Linked DNA regions of Homo sapiens: region 1 is linked to region 2. Evidence: chromatin loops called from intact Hi-C (ENCODE). Cell type or tissue: Caco-2. All regions are shown on one strand. Links, peaks and the distances in the headings refer to the core of each region. The heading gives the core; the rest is flanking DNA. Region 1 has its middle 44 kb from the start of INTS6L. Region 2 has its middle 8.3 kb from the start of ETDB.

Region 1 (10,158 bases), core at 1,023-9,022, 370 kb after region 2:
TTATTTTCAGGGTACTTAGTTTAAGAAGCAGAGGTCACATGTAATTCTTTAAATTCCTATGAAAGAAGTATTAAAAGTTTGGGTGCTCAAAGCTGACACTGACAAGTAAAATGTATATATACATAATATATATAATAGTATATATATCATATATAGATAATATATACATATATTGCAATTCAATCCCAAAAGATGCTCGGTACACGCAACTAAGATACTTAAAACATATGTTAGATATTTGTTATCTGCTAGGACTTGTACCAAAAGCTTTCCTTTGATTTTGACAGATAGGTTGTGGTGAGTATTATTACTACTATTTACCAATTAGGAGATGGAGACTCAGGAATATCATCTACCTGCCCATGATCACAATCCGAGTGAGTGGTGGAGATAGGATCCACATCTGGGTCAATCTGACTCCAAAGCTATAATTTCCTTGTATCTCAGTTTCACAAACTTTCCCTTTCTTTTCATGGCAGAAGGGCCAGAAATTGGCAGAAGATGAAAGCAAACATATTTTTTGAAAGAGAGAAATGCAAAAAGTTTGCATAGTGGTGGAAAGTCTGGAATGGCAGGGTGAAACCCTCCATAAACTTGTTCCTCCTTAAAAAAATGCAAATACTGGCAAAAATTGTCACAATCAACTTTTTTAGAACTCTGGAAATTAAACAAAGGTTTGCAAGAATCTGAGAAGCTTTTATTAAACAAAAGCTGCTGAGTCTCAGTAAGAGCAGCAAGGCTTATGACTTTTTAACTTGAACTATCCCCATTCCTTTCTCCCCAGCTTCACAGAATCCTTAAAATCCAGCATCCTCAAAATCATGGCTGTGAAAACCATCAGGCTGAAAAAGGATTCCTCCTCCACAAAAAAAAGTCAAAATGTAAAAAGTCCAAATGTCCTTCCATTAGTAATGGTTATCTCTGAGTGTGGAGTGAGATTTGAGACTTGCTTTTTACTTTATAACACTTCTATACAATTAAATTATTATGAGTGTAACTTTTAAAATAAATGACACAATAAAGATAAAACAGGAAGAAATCATTTCTGAAAATGCTCTAATGAGTGAAGGATGGTAGATGGAAATTATACAGAATTGCTTATGACTATTTCTAATTTTAAAAGTATATAAAATATTGACTTTTTAAGTGTGGTGTTCTGTCTTTAACTTTCATTTTTTTCATTTAATGTTCATTGCAGCACTATTCACAATAGCCAAGATATGGAATCAACTTAAGTGCCCATCGATGGATGAATGGATAAAGAAAATGTAGTGCACATAGACAATGGAAAACTATTCAGCCTTAAAGAGGAGAAATCCTGGATCTGAAACAACATAGGTAGATCTGAAGGACATTATGCTAAGCTAAATAAGCCAAACACAGAAAGGCAAATACTGCATGATCTCATTTATGTGCAGAATCTAAAAAAGTCAAACTCATAAAAACAGAGACTAGAACAGTAATTATCAGAGACTGCCAGGTGGGAGAAATGGGGAGATGTTGTTCAAAGAGTACCAAGTTTATAAGGTGAATAAGTTCTGGGGATCAGGACCATGAATCTGGGGATCCGTTCCATGAACGGATCAGGATCTCTTCCAGGCCTTTGTCAATGCTGCTCTTTTCTGCTTGGAATGTCACTTCCCCTCTCAAACTCCTTGTCTAACTAACTCTTACTCATGTTTTATGCATTAAAATTATAGCATCACTTCTTCTTAAGTCCTTCCCTGCTCTCTAAAGTCTGGGTTAAGTTCCTTTCCTCTGAGCTCCCACAGATCTCTGGACCTCCTTCATATACCACTTATCATGCTGCAAAATGATTGCCTGTTCAGTTGCCTGTCACTTTCACCAGACAGCTATGGACTACCTTGTTCACCTTTGTGATCTAGCATCTCACCAAGATCATGGCATAGAGTAGGATCTTGTACCTACAGTATGTTTTCAAACGAAATCAATACAGCACTTTGTTGTAATACGACAATATGTAAATAAAAGAGCATGCTGTGTTCACGGGACAGAGATTGAATAGGCCTGACTAGAATAGAAGATGCAGAAGCATGCTAGGAGTTGTGGGAATTAAGGATGAGTGGGTGCCAGGATGAGGCCTGAAGGGAGGGTCTTGAAAGGCTAACAGATGAGTTTACACTTTCTGCTATTGGAAATCCATGGAGTCATTGAAAAGCTTAGTACAGGGGAGTGAGTGGTGTGTGTGATGTTGAAGGATCATTATTCTGGTATCAGTATGTAGGATGGATAGAAGGCAGGTATCACTGTGGTTATCCAGGCCAGCTAGTGATCATTTGGGCAGGAGAAATGAGGGCCTGGGCTAGGTTGGAGGTGGTAGAGTTGGAAAAGACTAGATGATGATAGTAAATTTTAAATGATCATCAACAGAAGCCTTGGAAAATCACCTCAGAATACATTTATAATAAATAAACAGATTATTGCAGTCTATTTTTCAAATTCAGATAAAATCAAGTTAAAATTTAAATCAAGTCTTGAAAATAGTCACAGATTAGGGTAATTGAATGTGGCTGCTAGGGAAGCCGATCTCACCACTTTACAGCCTCACTTCATGAACCTCAGGTAATTTTTATTTTTGGTGTGAGGGACTTATTCCCTCTCCAAGCCTCTGCACCCTCCATTCCATGAGTTCCAACATGGAAGAACTCCTAAAATCACCTCCCCAACTGGCCTTAAGTTAGGAATAATTCTGCTGACTTGATACAAGTTTTTTGTGTGTGCGTAATTCTGCTGACTTGATACAAGCTTGTGTGTGTGTGTGTGTGTGTTCAACTGTTCTTTCAGAGTAATAGCATCTAGAAACACAAAGCTGTTTTGGCAAGGTCCTTTATTTGATGGATGTCCTGAGCTGAAGAGTTGCTTAATACACACACATACATTCACGTGCACACACATGAATGTGCACACATGTATGCACATACACATTCTAAATAGAAAAAATGAATGAATTGAATGAGTTAGCCTAAATTAGAAGAATTTGCCATACAACATAGAAATAGAAGAACTCTAGTTTCTCTGCATAGATTAATGACAGTGAGTCCTAAAGCAATGCCAGTCAAAATAAGCTAGGAAGATATATCCAGAATGGGCATATAAAAGTTATTAGGAATATAAAACAGCATAGTCAATTGATATGTAGATTTAATTTCTTCATTTGATATTATATGGAACTCATTAGAGTGAGGTGTTTAAGAGAGCTGGTTTTGCAGTCAGTCAGACCTGGCTCAAGTCCTAGCCACCACTTGCTAGCTACGTGATCTTGGGTACTTTGGCCTGTTTACAACTCGGTTTCCTCAGATGTCAAATGGAGGTACATATAATACTAATTCCATACGTTTTTGATGAAGATTCAGAAAATAGATACAAAGAGGCTGATAGATGATAGTGCTAAATACATAATAGCTATTGTCCTTTAAATACAAATGTAAGGGTTTATGTCCCTTATTAGTAATGTTTTCTCAACTGGCCAGATGGAAGACCACCACAGTGGAGTCAGAGGATGATGATGGAGATTATTAAGAAGCCAGAGAGAAGAGTCTCCACTGAGGAATAGGTGAACTAGAGCCTTCATTACGCTAACGTATGTCTGAAGAACTTTATAATAATTGATTGGTACTGGCTGATCTTCTATAATAACATAGTGTACTTTCAAAAAGCTACCTATATTATGTAGTTACTGTGGAACTGAATGTGAAATTATGTTCAAAAGGCTTTTCTCTCTCAAATGTCCCTCTTCTGGTAATACTTCAAGATTTTGAACACCTGGGAGGCTGCTATTCAAGGAGTCATTCTTTTTTACTCTATTGCAGTCTTAAGAGCATTGTCTCTAGAACCAGACTACCTGGACTCAAATACTTGCTGTACTGCTTGATAGCTTTGTTGTCTTAGGAAATTTAATTAACCTCTCTGTTTCTTGGTTTCCACATCTCTAAAATGACAATAAAAATAGCACCTCCTTCATAGGATTGTTGTGAGAATTAAATGAGATAATCCCTATGCTACCATGTATTATTATGTTTTTATGTACATGTACTGTTTTCGTAACTAGATTGTAGCACATACCATTGAGAGAAGGAACTGTGCCCTATTTATCTTTGGAGTCAATGTCCATGGACATATGCTGTTGAGTATGAGGAAACTTAAAGTAATATTTTTCTTTAATACATAGATTTTCAAAGGCTACCAAAGGTGGTTTTAGTTGACATTTTCTATTTAGACTAAAAGTAGGTCCGTGAAATGGGTCATCTGCCACTCTAGCTTTATAAAGCAAAACCAGACAGTTCTCATATAATAATGGGTGTCTTAACTACACTTATAATCCAATGTGCAGCATAAAGTTTTTGCCTTTATTTTGAAGAAATCCCAAAAGATGAAAGTGATTTTTGCAAAGTAAAGGATTTCTGCTGTAGCTATGGTATTGTATGGGACTTTTAGGCTTGCTTTCTAAAGAGTCTTTTTCTGGAGAGCATGTAATTGGCCACATTTGGATCCATCCTGATTTGTTGCCTAGCGATGGCCAAAGGAAGTCACCCTATGGTGAACCACAAGTCTGTTTGCCATTTTGGTTTCACACAAAGTGGCTTTGTAGCAATGTTTAGCAAAAACAACACAGTGCTCATTCGATCTCAAAACAGTTACATTGGGAGGATTCTATATTCTGATTCCCTGGTTTGCTCTGGGGCGCCCTAGGACCACTGTAAGATTTGGTTTAAGAAAGGGTCCAGTGACTCCAATAAAACCCCCTAGTTACTTAGCATCACTCTCTACAAATCTGGGTTTTTCAGAAACTCCAGGGGGAACTGATGATTCTGTATACCCCTTCAAGATTTCCTAACTGGCTTCAGGGGTCTGGACTCAATTAGAGTCTACTCTCTTATCAACTCGTATCCTTCAGGCTCTTTGACAGCCTTACTCTCCATATACCTTGGATTAGTTTTCTAGGGCTTCTGTTACAAAATACCACAAAGTAGGTGGCTTAAAATAACATAAAAGTATTGTCTCACAATTCTGAAGGCTAGAAGTCTGAAAGTGTCAGCAGGATTGCATTCCCTCTGAAACCCCTAAGGGAAATTCTTCCTTGCCGCTGTTTTAGCTTTTGGTGGTTGGCTGGCAATTTTGGCATTCTGTGGCTTGTACATGCATCACTCCAATCCTTTGTCTTCACATAGTATTCTCCCTGTGTGTCAGTCACATCATCTTCTCTCTGTTGCATATCTGTCTGTGTCCAAATTTCCCCTTTTTATAAGGACATATATTATAAAATCATATTGGATTAGGGCCCATACTAATGACCTCTTTATGGATTATCACTGTAAAAACCCTATTTTCAAATAAGGTCACACTCTGAGAATGTGCCTGGGAATTAGGACTTTAATATATCTTTTTTGGGGGGATGGGGTGGAGAAGAACACCTCAACCCATAACATACCTGCTTCTTGTTGTTTTGGTTTGTTTTTTAAAATTCACCAGATTTCAGTTCCCTGGCCCTTCCATGTTGTTCTAGTCAATTAACCCTTATCTGTCTTTAATTCTTTCCTGATCTAGACTAGACCTGTGGTACATTATTCAATGACTCTATCCCCGTTATACTTCCATTCCACTTTCCAGAAAAACTCTAACCCTGGGTCAATTCGATTGCACCTGCCTTCTTTGTGCCTTCTTACTCTAGAGTTGCTGAGTGCTGCAAGAGGAAATCCTGCCACCATGTGGATGGGTGCCAGCCACTACACATTCATGATCTCCAATTCCAACTCAGTCCTTGGATGCTGTCCAGGGTCCTCCAGAGATACAGAAACAATAGGAGGGGTGTGTGTGCGTGTGTGTGTGTGTGTGTGTGTGTGTGTGTCAGGGATTTTAAAGATTGTCTAAAAATCTGTGGGGGCTGGAAAATCTAAATTCTGTAGGACAGACCAACAGGCTGGAGACCCAGAGAAGAATTGAGACAAGTTGATACATAAGATTAATCACCATATACCCTCATGCTCCACAAGAACTATTTGAAACATTCTCTACTCTTGTTAACCTTCAGTCATAGTAAAAAGGACTTTGATTCCTACTCTTCAGGGAAAATGGCCATTTTCAGTCAGGAAGTCCCTCACCTTTCTGCCTTCATGCCATTAAAAACCCACCCACCCCAGCCGTGATCCTTGCCTCCTCTCTTCCTGGCACAGAGGAAGGGAAGTCACTCCTAAACCCAGTCTCCCCATCTGTACTCTGGGTTTTAATTATCACTGCATTTTCAGAACCTATATGGTGTAAGGAATATGGTGGTCCTTCCTTAAGCATATGTTGAACGACTGAATGAATCCCTTCCTAAGCCCTTTCTTTCATTCTCCCCTCTTTCCCTCTATCCTCAACCTCTCCTTCCACTCTTTAATATTTCTCTGTAGTATTTAAACAAACTGAAGTCTTTACTACTATGGAATTGGCAACCTTGACCATGTTTCTTCTTTGCAAAATAAAAATTGTATAAAAATTGTATATATTTAAGATGTACAGTGGGATTATTTGATATATGTATACATTGTGAAATGATTACCACAATCAAGCTCATTAACATACTCTTCACCTCACATATTTACCCCTTCTTTTATATGTGGTGAGAACATTTAAGATTTATTCTCTTAGCACATTTTAAGTATACAATACATTTTTTGTTGTAGAAACGAAGTCTTACTATGTTGCTCAAGCTGGACTTGAATTCCTGGGCTCAAGGGATCCTTCCATCTCAGCTTCCCAAGTAGCTGGGACTACAGGCATGTGTCACCACACCCAGATTACAACTTATTATTATTAACTGTAGTCACCATGCTGAAGTGTTGATGGGGAGAGGAGAGGGAAAAGTGTTATGGGAGCACTTAAAAGGAAACATTTAGTTCTACCTATTGGAAAGGAGAGAATCAAAGAAAATAGAGACAGTGAGAGTTTGATTGTGTTGTAGACATCTATGTATTGTGCCTGCACCTAACACTCTCCTGGGCACATGGAAAGCACCCAGCAGTTGATTGTTAGTTCACCATTCTGTCTCTTCATCAGCTAGGCCATTTAACAGATTCATTTTGGCCAAGGAATGCTGTATTAGTTATGCTGTGGTAGCAACACTAAAAATCTCACTGTCTGACTACAACAAAATTTAATTTCTTGCTCTCATAAAATCCATTGCAAGTCCAGGTGACACTCTGAGGCAGCTTTCCTTCATGTGGTGACTCAGTGGTGCCAGTTGCTTTGATTTTGTGGCACCCGAAATCTCTATACATGCTTCCATAATCACTTCAGGCATGGGAAGAAAGAGTGGAGGGTCTCACTCAGACAATTAAATAACGTAATCATAAAATGTATCACTTTATCTCACAATTCATTGGCCAGAATAAGTCACATGGTCTGTCTCAATAGCAAAAGAGAATGGGGGAAGTGGAATCCCTCAGTGTGCTCAGAAGGAGGAGAACCAACTAGACTAACATTAGCTAAGTGAATGCTAAATTTCACTTAAATAGATTTATTTATGCTATGGACTAAACGTTTGTGTCACTCCCCAAATTCATATATTGAAATCTAATCACCAAGGTGATTATATTAAAAGGTCCTTGGGGTTGATTAGGTCATGAAGGATCTGCCCTCCTGACTGGCATTACTGGCCTTATAAATGAGGCCCCAGAGAGCTGCTGTGCTGCTTGCACCATGTGTGAAGACGTATAGAAGGCACTATCTATGAGGAACAGGCTCTTACCAGAAAGCAAATTTGCTGGTGCCTTGATCTTGGACCTCCCAGCCTCCAGGACTGTGAGCAATAAATTTCTACTCTTTATAAATTACACAAAATACTTTGGTTGGTGCAAAATACTTTAGGCTGGTGCAAAAGTAATTGCGGTTTTGGACCATGAATTTTGAATCATTATAACTAGGCTCAAACACATCTTTATTAATCAAAATAGGAACCATTACAATTGATATAGGATTTAAGAAGAAATTACTTAGGTAGATAGTAAGGGTATGGGAGTCCCCAATAAGGCTTTTCTTTTTAATGAAAAGCAGCCCCAAATTATTTTCCTTTCTAATGAAGAGCAGCCTGTAAAATTAAGCTGCAGACACAGATACCAGCAGTTGTGCCAATCATGTTCAAGACGGCAGCTCCATCTCCCCTTCTGTCAGCCACTGGTGTACAGTAAGAAGCAGACAAGATGGCACCGATCAACTGGAATACCCATTTGCATAATAAGATTAGGGTGGGGCGACCCTTCTCCCACGCACTATGTAGACGTCATAACTGATTGAACCAATCTGTGAGAGCTATGTAAATCAGACACTGCCTCCTCAAACTGGACTATAAAACTCAGCGCATTCGCATCAGCAGTCCTTTTTTTTTTCCTCTTGGAGACCCTCTTTTGGGCTTTCTCAACATGAGGAAGCTTTCTCTCTCTTTTCTTCTTTTTCTGTTAAACTTTCTGCTCCAAAACCCACTCCTCTTGTGTGTCTGTGTCCTGAATTCCTTCTCTACTGAGACCAAGAGCTAGGGTATATACCCTAGACAATGGAGCTGTTTCACAATCAACACATTTTTGCCAAAGAGAAATAAGTTTGTCTATTCCTGTAGCATAAAAATCCATGCTTTGGGATTCGATGAACTCTTGGAAAGTATTTTCTGCCTCCTGCTGGTTGTGGAAGCATTTTCCCTGCAAAAAGTTGTCGAGATGCTTAAAGAAGTGGTAGTCAGTTGGCAAGAGGTCAGGTGAATATGGCGGATGAGACAAAACTTTGTAGCCCAATCTGTTCAACTTTTGAAGCATTGGTTGTGCAACCTGTGGTCGGGCATTGTCATGGAGAAGAACTGGGCCCTTTCTGTTTACCAGTGCTGGCTGCCATCATTGCAGTTTTTGGTGCATCTCATCAATTTGCTGAGCACACTTCTCAGATGTAATGGTTTCGCTGGGATTCAGAAAGCTGTAGTGGATTAGACAGGCAGCAGACCACCAAACAGTGACCGTGACCTTTTTATGATGCAAATTTGGCTTTGTGAAGTGCTGTGGAGCTTCTTCTCCATCCAACCACTGAGCTGGTGGTTGCTGGCTGTTGTATAAAATCCACTTTTCTTTGCATGTCACAATCCAATTGAGGAATGGTTCATTGTTGTTGTTATGTAAAATAAGACAATACTTCAAAACGACGATTTAAAAATTTTCGGTCAGCTCATGAGGCAACCACTTACAGAGCTTTTTCACTTTTCCAATTTGCCTCAAATGCCAAACGACTGTAGAATGGTCGACGTTGAGTTCTTCAGCAACTTTTCGTGTAGTTGTAAGCGATCAGCTTCTATGATTGCTCTCAATTGGTTGTTGCCAACTTCTGATGGCCAGCCACTAAGTTCCTCATCTTCAAGTCTCTCGTCTCCTTGGACCACCACCACACTGCACGTTCGTTAACAGTTCCTGGGCCAAATGTATTTTTGGTGTTGTGAGTTGCCTCTGTTGCTTTACAACCCATTTTGAACTCGAATGAGAAAATCGCTCAAATTTGCTTTTTGTGTAACATCATTTCTATAGCCTAAAATAAACAGCAAGTAATAAGACATTAGCAAAAATAAATAAATAAATAATAAAAATAAACCGAGGGCCCATTAAAATGATGTCTAACATAACCATATTATTTAAGAATGTATTCCAATATTAAACCGCAATTTCCAACAATGCAAAAACCACAATTACATTTGCACCAACCTAATATTTTATTATAGCAGCCCAAACAGACTAAGTCAATTCATGATTATTTGTGCTAAGTCAGTCTGTTAGCTATTGTGTTGACAGAGGCAACTACTCAAATATTTGGGCTTAGATGCTTTTGTTACAGTTGTTTTCCCTGACTGGAAACTATGCCATCACCTGTTTAGTGTATTGAGCCAACAATACTGTCATCTGGCGAAACGATTACATTACTTTGAGCCACTGTATTATCGATGATGTCACCATTTGGAAAATGTGGTTTGTATATGTTGCGAATGAAACAAGACAAACAGCCAAGTGACAGATCCAGGACAGATCTACTATGCTCTGTAGGTCTTTCTTATCAGATGAAGATTTTCTTCATTTGTATCCTTTGATGGGCGATTCAGCTATTTCCTTGAATTAGGTTGTCGTGCAACTTAAG
Region 2 (10,158 bases), core at 730-8,729:
AATTTAAGTTCACTATAGATTCTAGATATTAGGCCTTTCTTGGATGCATAGTTTGTGAATATGTTATCCCATTATGCATGTTATCTGTGTTTTTTTTTTCTCTATTGACAGTTTCTTTTGCTGTGTAGAAGCTCTTTAGTTTAATTAGGTCTTATTTGTCCGTTTTTGTTTTTGTTGCAATTGCTTTTGGGGACTTAGTCAAAAATTCTTTGCCAAGGCTGATGTTGAGAAGAGTATTTTTTAGGCTGTCTTCCAGGATTTTTAGAGTTTGAGGTCTTACATTTAACTCTTTAATTGATTTTGAGTGAAATTTTATATATAGTGAAAGGTAGGGTTCCAGCTTTAGTCTTCTACATATGACTAGCCAGCTATCCCAGTACCATTTATTGAATAGGGAGCCCTTTCCCTATTGCTGGTTTTTCTCGGCCTTGTCGAAGATCAGATGGTTGTAGATGTGTGGCCTTATTTCCAAATTTTCTATTCTGTTCCATTGCTGTATGTGTCTGTTTTTGTACCAGTACAAAAAGCTGTTTTGATTTCTGTGGGTATATAATATAATTTGAAGTTGGGTAGTATGATGCCTCCAGCTTTGTACTTTTTTCCTAGGATTGCATTGGCTATTCAGGCTCCTTTTTGGCTTCATGTGAATTTTGGAATAGTTTTTTTTTCTAATTCTGTGAAGAATGATGTTGGCAGTTTGATATGAATAGCATTGAACCTGTAAATTGCTTTGGGCAGTATGGCCATTTCTATATTAGTTCTTCCTACCCATTAGCATGGAATTTTTAAAAATTTATTTATGTCATCTCTGATTTCTTTCATCATTGTTTTGTAGTTGTCCTTGCAGAGATCTTTCACCTCCTTGGTTAGCTGTATTCTTAGGTATTTCATTTTCTTTGTAGCTATTGTAAGTGGGTTATGTTCTTGATTTCACTCTCAGCCTGGATATTGCAGGTGTGTAGAAATGCTCCTGAGTTTTGTACAATGATTTTGTATCCTGAAACATTACTAAAGTGATTTATCAGTTCTAGGATCCTTTTGGCACAGTCTTTAGGGGTTTCTAGGTACAGAATCATATAGTCAGTGAAGAGAGATAGTTTGACTTCTTCTTTTGCTATTTGGATGCCTTTTATTTCTTTTTCTTGCCTGATTGCTCTAGCTAAGACTTCCAGTACTATGTTGAAAAGGGGTGGTGGGAGTGGGCATCCTTGTCTTGTTCCAGTTACCAAGGAGAATGGTTTGAGCTTTTGCCCACTCAGTATGAACCTGGCTGTGGGTTTGCCATAGAACCTTATTATTCTGAAGTTTGTTCCTTCAATGCTTAGTATGTTGAAGGTTTTCATCATGAAGGGAAGCTGGATTTTATTGAAAACTTTTTGTACATCTATTGAGATGTTCATATGATTTTCCTTTTCATTCTGTTTATGTGGTGAACCTTGTTGATTGATTTGCATATGTTGAACCAGTCATGCATCTCAGGAATGAAGCCTACCTGATCATGGTGTATTAACTTTTTGATATGCTGCTAGATTTGGTTTGTTAATATTTTGTTGAGGATTATTGCATCTATGCTCATGAGGGATATTGGTCTGAAGTTTTCTTTTTTCATTGTGTCTCTGCCAGATTTTGGTATTAGGCTGATGTTGGCTTAATGGAATGAGTTAGAGAGGAACCCCTCCTCCTTGATTTTTTTTGGAATAGTTTCACTAGGATTGATATTAGTTATTCATTGCACATCTCATAGAATTTGGTTATGAATCCATCTGGTCCAGGGCTTCTTTTGGTTGGTAGATTCTTTATGACTGATTCAATTTCAGAAGTTGATATTGGTCTATTCAGGGTTTCAATCTCTTCGTGATTCATTCTTGGGAGATTGTGTGCTTCTAGGAATTTATCCATTTCCTGTAAATTTTTAGTTTGTATCCAGAGAGTTGTTCATAGTCATCTCTCAGGATCTTTTGTGTTTCTGTGAGATCAGTTGTAATATTGCCTTTGTCATTTCCGATTGTACTTATTTGGATCTTCTCTTTCTTTGTCTTTGTTAATATAGCTGGTGATCTATCAATCTTATTTCGTTTTTCAAATAACCAACTCTTGGTTTCATTGATCTTTTGTATGTATTTTTGCATTTCATTAAGTGCTTCTCTAACTTTAGTTATTTCTTGTCTTCTGCTAGCTTTGGGTTTTTTTTTTTCAAGTTCCTTTAGGTGCAAAGTTAGATTGTTAATTTGAGATTCTTCTAACTTCTAGCATTTAGGGCTATAAAGTTTCCTCTTATTAACACTGGTTTGGTTGCATACCAGAAATTTTTGATGTGTCCCAATTTTCATTAATTTCAAATAATTTTTAAATTTCTTCATTAATTTTGATGTTCACCAGGGATTTATTCAAGAGTAAGTTATTTAATTTACATGTATTTTTGTAGTTTTGAGAGATATTCTTGATATAAATTTATATTTTTATTGCACTGTGGTCCAAGAGTTTGGTTGGTATGGTTTTGATTTTTTGAATTTATTGAGACTTGGTTTTATGACCAAGAATGTGGTCGATCTTAGAATATGTTCCATGTGCAAACGAGAAGAATGTACATTCTGTGGTTGTTGGGTGGAGTGTTCTGTAGATGTTTATTAGGTCCAGTTGATCAAGTGTCAAGGTTACGTCAAGAGTTTTTTTTTTTTTCTGCCTTGATATGTGTCTAACACTATCAGTGGGGTGTTAAGGTTTCCCACTATTGTTGTATGGTTGTCTACATTTTTTCAGAGGCCAAGAAGAACTTGTTTTATGAATCTGGGTGCAGGTATATTTAGGACATATATATATATATACACACACACACACACACACACACATATACACACACACACACAGACACACACACACACACACATATATATATATATATCTCCAACATATATATCCAATGTTGGTGCATGTATATTTAGGATAGTTAAGGCTTCTGGTTTGATTATACTCTTTATCATTATGTGATGACCTTCATTATCCTTAATCTTTAATGGTTTAAAATCTGTTTATCTGACATAAGAGTAGCAACTCCTACCCTTTTTTGTTTTCCATTTGCATGGTTGATCTTACTCCACCTTCTTACTTTGAGCCTGTAGGTGTCATTACATGTGAGATGTGTCTCTTGAAGACAACAGATGGTTGGGTCTTGTCTTTTTATCCAGCCTGCCACTCTGTATCTTTTAAGCCATTTACATACAAGTTTCAAACTGATATGTTGGATTTTGATCCTAACATTGTAATGTTAGCTGGTTGTTATGTAGACTTGATTGCATAATTGCTTTACAGTGCCTGTGGGCTACATGATTTAAGTGTGCTTTTGTGGTAGCAGGTGTTGTTCTTTTGAATCCATATTTAGCACTTTATTAAGGATCTCTTGTAAGATTGGTCTAGGTGTACACTATTCCTTCAGCATTTGCTTGTATGAGAAGGATTTTATTTCTCCTTCATTTGTGAAGCTTAGTTTGGTGGGATATGAAATTCTTGGTTGGAATTTCTTTTCTTTAAGGATGCTGAAAATAGGTCCACAATTTCTTCTATTGTAAGGTTTCTGCTGAGAGGTATGCTGCTAGCCTGATGGGATTCCCTATGTAAGTGACCTGCCCTTCTTTTCTTTTTCTTTCTTTCTTTCTTTTCTTTTCTTTTCTCTTTTCTTTTTTTTTTTTTTTTTGAGACGGAGTCTTGCTCTGTCACAGGCTGGAGTGCAATGGCACGATCTTGGCTCACTGCAACCTCTGCCTCCTGGATTCAAGTGATTCTCTTGCCTTAGCCTCCTGAGTAGCTGGGATTACAGGTGCCCACCACCACACCTGGCTAATTTTTGTATTTTTAGTAGAGACTGGGTTTCACCATGTTGGCCAGGCTGGTCTCTAACTCCTGACCTCAAGTGATCCACCCGCCTCGGCTTCCCAAAGTGCTGGGATTACAGGTGTGAGCCACTGCACCCAGGCCTGCCCCTTCTTTCTAGCTGCCTTTAAGATGTTTTATCTGGCTGAGCACAGTGGCTCTAACCTGTAATCTTAGCACTTTGGGAGGCTGAGATGGGTGGATCACTTGAGCCGAGGGGTTAAAGACCAGCCTGGGCAACATGGTTAAACCCTGCCTCTACAAAAAATGTACAAACTAGCTGGGCATGTTGGGATATGCCTGTCATCCCAGCTACTCTGAAGGCTGAGATGGGAGAATCGAATGATCCTGTTAGGCTGAGGCTGCAATGAGCCATGATTGTGCCACTGCACTTCCAGCTTGGGCAACAGAGCAAGACCGTGTCTCAAAAAAAAAAAATTATTTGCATTGACCTTGGTGAATCCGATGACTATGTGCCTTGAGGATGGTTTTTTTGTATAGTATCTGACTGGGGTTCTCTGTATTTCTTGTATTTGTATATCAACCTCTCTAGCAAGATTAGGGAAATTTTTGTGGACTATATCCTCAAATATATTTTCCAAGTTGCTTATTCTCTCTCCTTCTCTTTCAGAAATGCCAGTGAGTCATACATTTGGTCTCTTTACATAATTCTATATTTCCCAGAGGTTTTGTTCTTTTTTTCTAATTAATTTTCTTTATTTTTGTCTGACTGAGTTGATTTGATGAACCAGCTTTCAAGCTCAGAGAATCTTTCCTCAGCTTGGTCTATTCTGCTGTTAATACTTTTGATTATATTATGAACTTCTTGTCGTGAATTTTTCAGCTCAAGGAGTTCAGTTTGGGTCTTTCTTAGAATGGCTATTTCATCATTCAGCTCTTGGATCATTTTACTAGATTGTTTGGCTTCCTTGGATTGAGTTTCAGTTTTCTCCTGGATCTCGGTGAGCTTCCCTGCCATCCAGATACTGAATTCCATGTATGTTATTTCAGACATTTCAGACCGGTTAAGAACCATTGCTGGGGAGCTAGTAAGTTCCTTTAGAGGTAAGCGGACACTGTGCCTTTTTGAATTGCCAGTGTTCTTGTGCTGATTGATTATTTCTCATCTGGGAAGGCTGGTGTTCCTTCAACTGTGGTGTAAGTTAAATATAGTCATCTGGCTTTATTTCTCGAGGTTCCCAGAGGTCTAAGGCTCTGTACAGAACATTTGTTTTTTGTTGAATTCTTGCCCTTGGTTTCTCAGTAGCGGGACAATCAGTAGTTTTTTGTTGTAGTTTGGGCTGCGATCCAGTAGATGGCACTTGAGAGCAATGGGCAGTAGACAGGCTCTTAGCCACATGACTCTTGTGTATCCTTGCATTTGCAGCTTTATACTGTGGTGCTGGGGGAGAGAGGTGGGTGACCTCCTCACCAAGTCCACTCCTGGGCCTTGGGGGAGCCACCTCTGATTACTAGCACTGTGCTCGTAATTTTGTTGCTGTCGTTGTTAGGTCTTTTGGGCTACAGGTCTCCCTTGGGGGAAGGCCTGGAAGGGAGATAGGCCACATCCTTACCAGACAAGCCCTGTGGAGGGAGGCATCCCTAGGCCCCACACCAGCCAGCAAACCTTTACAACTCACCTCTTTCAGTTTTCTGAGAGTGTGGGCTCCTCCTCTACTCAAGTACTAAGCACAGACCCCAGCTCAGCACTCCTGAGCTGTGGGCTGCAGCCTTGGTGCACCAGGACCTGCTCATAGCTCCCTCCTCCAGATCCTTGGGGTTGGGTTCCAGGTGCACTGGCAGATCCAAAGGACTCCCAGCCTGCCAGAACACACTCAGGTGGAGCAAAGCACCCAGGCCAGGCAGCTGAGGCTGCACTGTGTACACATTTCTGTGGGGTGGCCAGTCAGGGGCCCTGTGAGGGCACTGTGAGGGGCTTGTGGGCAGATAAGTCTGCAGGACAGACATGCCCCAGTCCCATGGGGTAGCAGGCCCTGCATTCTTCCTAGTAGTTAGCTGAGACCAGAGCCTCTCCAAAAGAGGTGAGCAGCCCTTGGGGGTGGATGCTTATGGCCAGGCTCCACTGGAGCTGTCCCATGCTCATAGGTCCCCAGCTTTGCACCCGCTGTAGCTCCCTCTCTGTCTAATCTCCAGAGAGATTCCCCTTCCAGCCCAAACATCCACAGAGGGTGGGGTCCCCTGCAGCTAGGATCCCAGAGTTCTGTGGCGAGAGTGGGCAGTCCCAAAGTCCCTTCACTCACCTTCCCCAGGCACCGTCTGGGGCCGAGAACCAGCCATAGTGTTTGGCACCTGTATTAGTCCATTCTCGCACTGCTATAAAGAACTATCTGAAACTGAGTAATTTATAAAGAAAAGATGTTTAATTGGATCATGGTTCTGTGGGCTGTACAGGCTTCTGCTTCTGGTGAGGCCTCAGGAAACTTACAATCATGGCGAAAGATGAAGGGGAAGCAGGCACATTTTCACATGCCTGGCAGGAGAGAGAGAGCATGAGGGGGGAAGTGCTACACACTTTCAAACAACCAGATTTCTTAAAACCAACCATGCTGGCGCCTTGATCTTGGACTTCTAGCCTCCATAATGCTGTGAAAATAAATTTCTGTTGTTTAAGACACCCATTCTATGGCATATTGTTATGACAGATGGAGTTGACTAAGACAACATGCCTTTCATTCATTCACTTATTCATTTATTTATTCATTCATTTATTCAACAAATATTTATTGAGTATCTGCTATGCACTAGGCACTGTGCTATGTGTTTTGTTGAGGACACTGAGGAACCAAACAAATGTGGTCCCTGCCCTCATGGAGCTGATTATTTAAAAGATACACATGAAAAAGATGATTATTTCAAGTTGTGAAAAGTGCCGTGGAGGAAAAGTACAGAGCACTATAGGAACATATACTAGGAAATTAACTGGAGTCACTTATAAGAGCAGTGAGTTGAAAATAACCTGCACAACCATGTAGTGGAGAATGGTTCAAGAAATATCAATTCATCTACTTGAAGGTTAATTACAAAGCCATTTAAATGTCCTTTTGTAAAGTATGAGAAATTGCTGGTGATTTAATGTTAAGGGAAAAAATGGATAAAAATTTGTGGGCCCAGTATGACTAAAACTATGGGGAGATAGAGGGAGAAAAGAGAGAGAGAGAGAGAGAGGTTAACTCCTCCCTCCTCCAAAATTTAGGCATAAAAGACAAAGAATGGAGGAAGAAATGGTAAGATATAACTACATTTATTAATTCATTAATGGTTTATTTTCTTTTTCTGCTGGTTGGGAACTTCTCTCATCCATTAAATCATAATGAATAATATACTTAATAATATATGTCATCTAAAGCAACTAATGCTATTATAAGTTTGGAGAAATGTTTGTCTAAACATTAGTAAAATATTCATTGGCAGAAGAGCTTTTGTAGCTTTAAGAACACCATTTTACTACACAAACCCTAAATTATCAAGTGATTCACCTACAAGTTATTGCCACAGCCTGAGCCCTGTCAACAGGTCACAAAACCAGGAAGAGGCAGAGTTGAAATGAGATCTCGTGTCTTCTGAGAAATACCCCTTCTGTTTAGAGCCATTCATAACATTATCATAAGTAAGGACAAATAGTGTTTAGAAAGAGGGAAGTGAAATATTCTGATTTGGTCTGACTCACCTTGAAACCAGACTCTTTCGCTAGATCTCCTGGAATTGCCCCCTACCTTACCTTTCTCTCATTCAATTATTCTTCAAATATTATTGAGTACTGACTATCAGACAGGAGTTTTTCTAGGGCTTGTAGGCATGACAGAGAACAACAACAACAATAAAACCCTTGCCCTCAAGTTGCTGATATGAAGGAAACAACCATAGGGAAAAAAGCCAGAGGAAATCCATGTGGAGGGAACAGTTATTGCAAAGGCACTGAGATAGATTCTCCCTAGTGATTGTTGATGAGGTCTTTGCTTCAGCCCTTCTTGGAGATTATACATATATATATATGAAATATATATTATTATATAATATATTATTATATATAATATACAATCTATTACTATATAAGTATTAATATATAATATACAATCTGTTACTATATAATGTATTCATATATAATATACAACCTGTTACTATATAATGTATTCATATATAATATAATATACAACCTATTACTATATAAGGTATTCATATATAATATAATATACAACCTATTACTATATAATGTATTCATATATAATATAATATACAACCTATTACTATATAATGTATTCATATATAATATAATATACAACCTATTACTATATAATGTATTCATATATAATATAATATACAACCTATTACTATATAATGTATTCATATATAATATAATATACAACCTATTACTATATAATGTATTCATATATAATATAATATACAACCTATTACTATATAATGTATTCATATATAATATAATATACAACCTATTACTATATAATGTATTCATATATATTATTATATACAACCTATTACTATATAATGTATTCATATATATTATTATATACAACCTATTACTATATAATGTATTCATATATTTTATTATATACAATCTATTACTATATAATGTATTCATATATATTATTATATACAATCATGTTACTATATAATCTATTAATATATATTATTATATACAATGTCTATTACTATATAATCTATTTATATATTATTATATACAATCATCTATTACTATATAATCTATTAATATATATTATTATATACAATATCTATTACTATATAATCTATTTATATATTATTATATACAATATCTATTACTATATAATCTATTAATATATATTATTATATACAATATCTATTACTATATAATCTATTAATATATATTATTATATACAATATCTATTACTATATAATGTATATCTATTAATATATATTATTATATACAATCTATTACTATATAATCTATTAATATATATTATTATATACAATCATCTATTACTATATAATCTATTAATATATATTATTATATACAATCTATTACTATATTACCATATAATCATCTATTAATATATATTATTATATACAATCTAATCTATTAATATATAATCTATTAATATATATTATTATTATATATAATATATAATAATATGTGTGGGCACTGGCTGCACCCTGCATGGATTTGTTTTCAGCTGTGATAGGGCAGCATTGAGTTCAAGGTAAAGTCCCCCACTTGCTGCACTCTCCCTCCCCAAAGTGCACAGACTCTCCACGCTGGTGGATGGAGGAGGGGTAGCATTGGTGGTTCCAGACTACCTCTCTTGCCCTGTGCAATGCCTCTTTCAGTGATATGAAGTTAAAACCAGGTGATGTGATTGCTCACCTAATTCTTGGTTCTTGTGGCAGTGTTTTTTGTGTGCAGATAGTCGTTAAAATCTGGTGTTCCAGTGAAGGGAGATGGGATGAGTGGTGTAGGTTTCTATTCTGCCATCTTCATCTATCCCCTGCCAAGGTGACTTTCCCTTCACCCAGTCAATGTGAATGTGTAGGAAACTTTCTTGTAACCATTAGAGTTACAACTTAGGTTCCACATGGTATTATAATCAAATTGACCTCATCTGTTATGATAAGATGGCTCACAACACTGTGTATGCTACCATGTGTTGGGCAAGGGTTTTATTCCTCTGATTAAAGCAACAGTGGTGGAACAGTAATGGAAGTAGAAAAAAGTGGTGAATTGATTTGATTCTTCTCAGTTTGTCCAACTAGATATATGCTTCTCTGCAGGGCTGTGTGTTCCAGAAGGCTGATACCATGGAAGACATCACCTTGGCTTCCTGGCTGTCTGGTTAGTGATTTGAGCAATGAGAGGCAGCAGCTAGAAATGAAAGAGTAGAAGAAGAGAGTGTCTCCTGACACTGTGTGCATGGTCTCCAGTCAGCCTCTGATTCCTGTGAGTCAGCTGCATCCAGATTCCCACCCCCTTCCCCGTCCCGAGAAGGTTACATTTGGCCGCCACTAAGATCTCCTGAGAAAAATCTCTTCAGAGGAATTTTGGCCAAATCTTCTCTCCCTCTCCTACAGCCACTTTCCTCCTGAATTTCTTCCTTGTGAGTGTCACTTCTGGAAACAAAAGTCAAGTTCTCTAGGTGAACACTGAGTAGCCCCAACCTTCCAGTGAATTTGAAGTGTAGGAAGTTTTCCTCGTTTAAACTCGGCACAGCCTCCAATCCCTGGGAAGCATGCCTCTCTGGTCTCCAACCCACCCAGACTTCCAGTGTGAGTAGACACCTG

What was found. A loop is a pair of places that touch in the nucleus more often than their neighbours do. Peaks named below come from ENCODE experiments on the same cell type or tissue, not always from the same donor. Only the 100,000 strongest peaks of a DNase experiment are listed, where the experiment ranks them.
Region 1: it touches region 2 in a loop (5-fold over the local background); 2 of 110 quality-filtered maps call a loop at or near these places.

Annotation. Positions count from the first base shown.
Region 1 is chrX:135,472,019-135,482,176 of GRCh38, forward strand. No RefSeq gene overlaps it. Among named protein-coding and RNA genes, the nearest start is that of INTS6L, 44 kb to the right of the region's middle. In Caco-2, for the core only: no CTCF peak of the experiment used is centred there; a DNase peak (open chromatin) is centred at 5,743.
Region 2 is chrX:135,107,110-135,117,267 of GRCh38, forward strand. No RefSeq gene overlaps it. Among named protein-coding and RNA genes, the nearest start is that of ETDB, 8.3 kb to the right of the region's middle. In Caco-2, for the core only: a CTCF peak has its summit at 5,199 (motif pointing right); no DNase peak of the experiment used is centred there.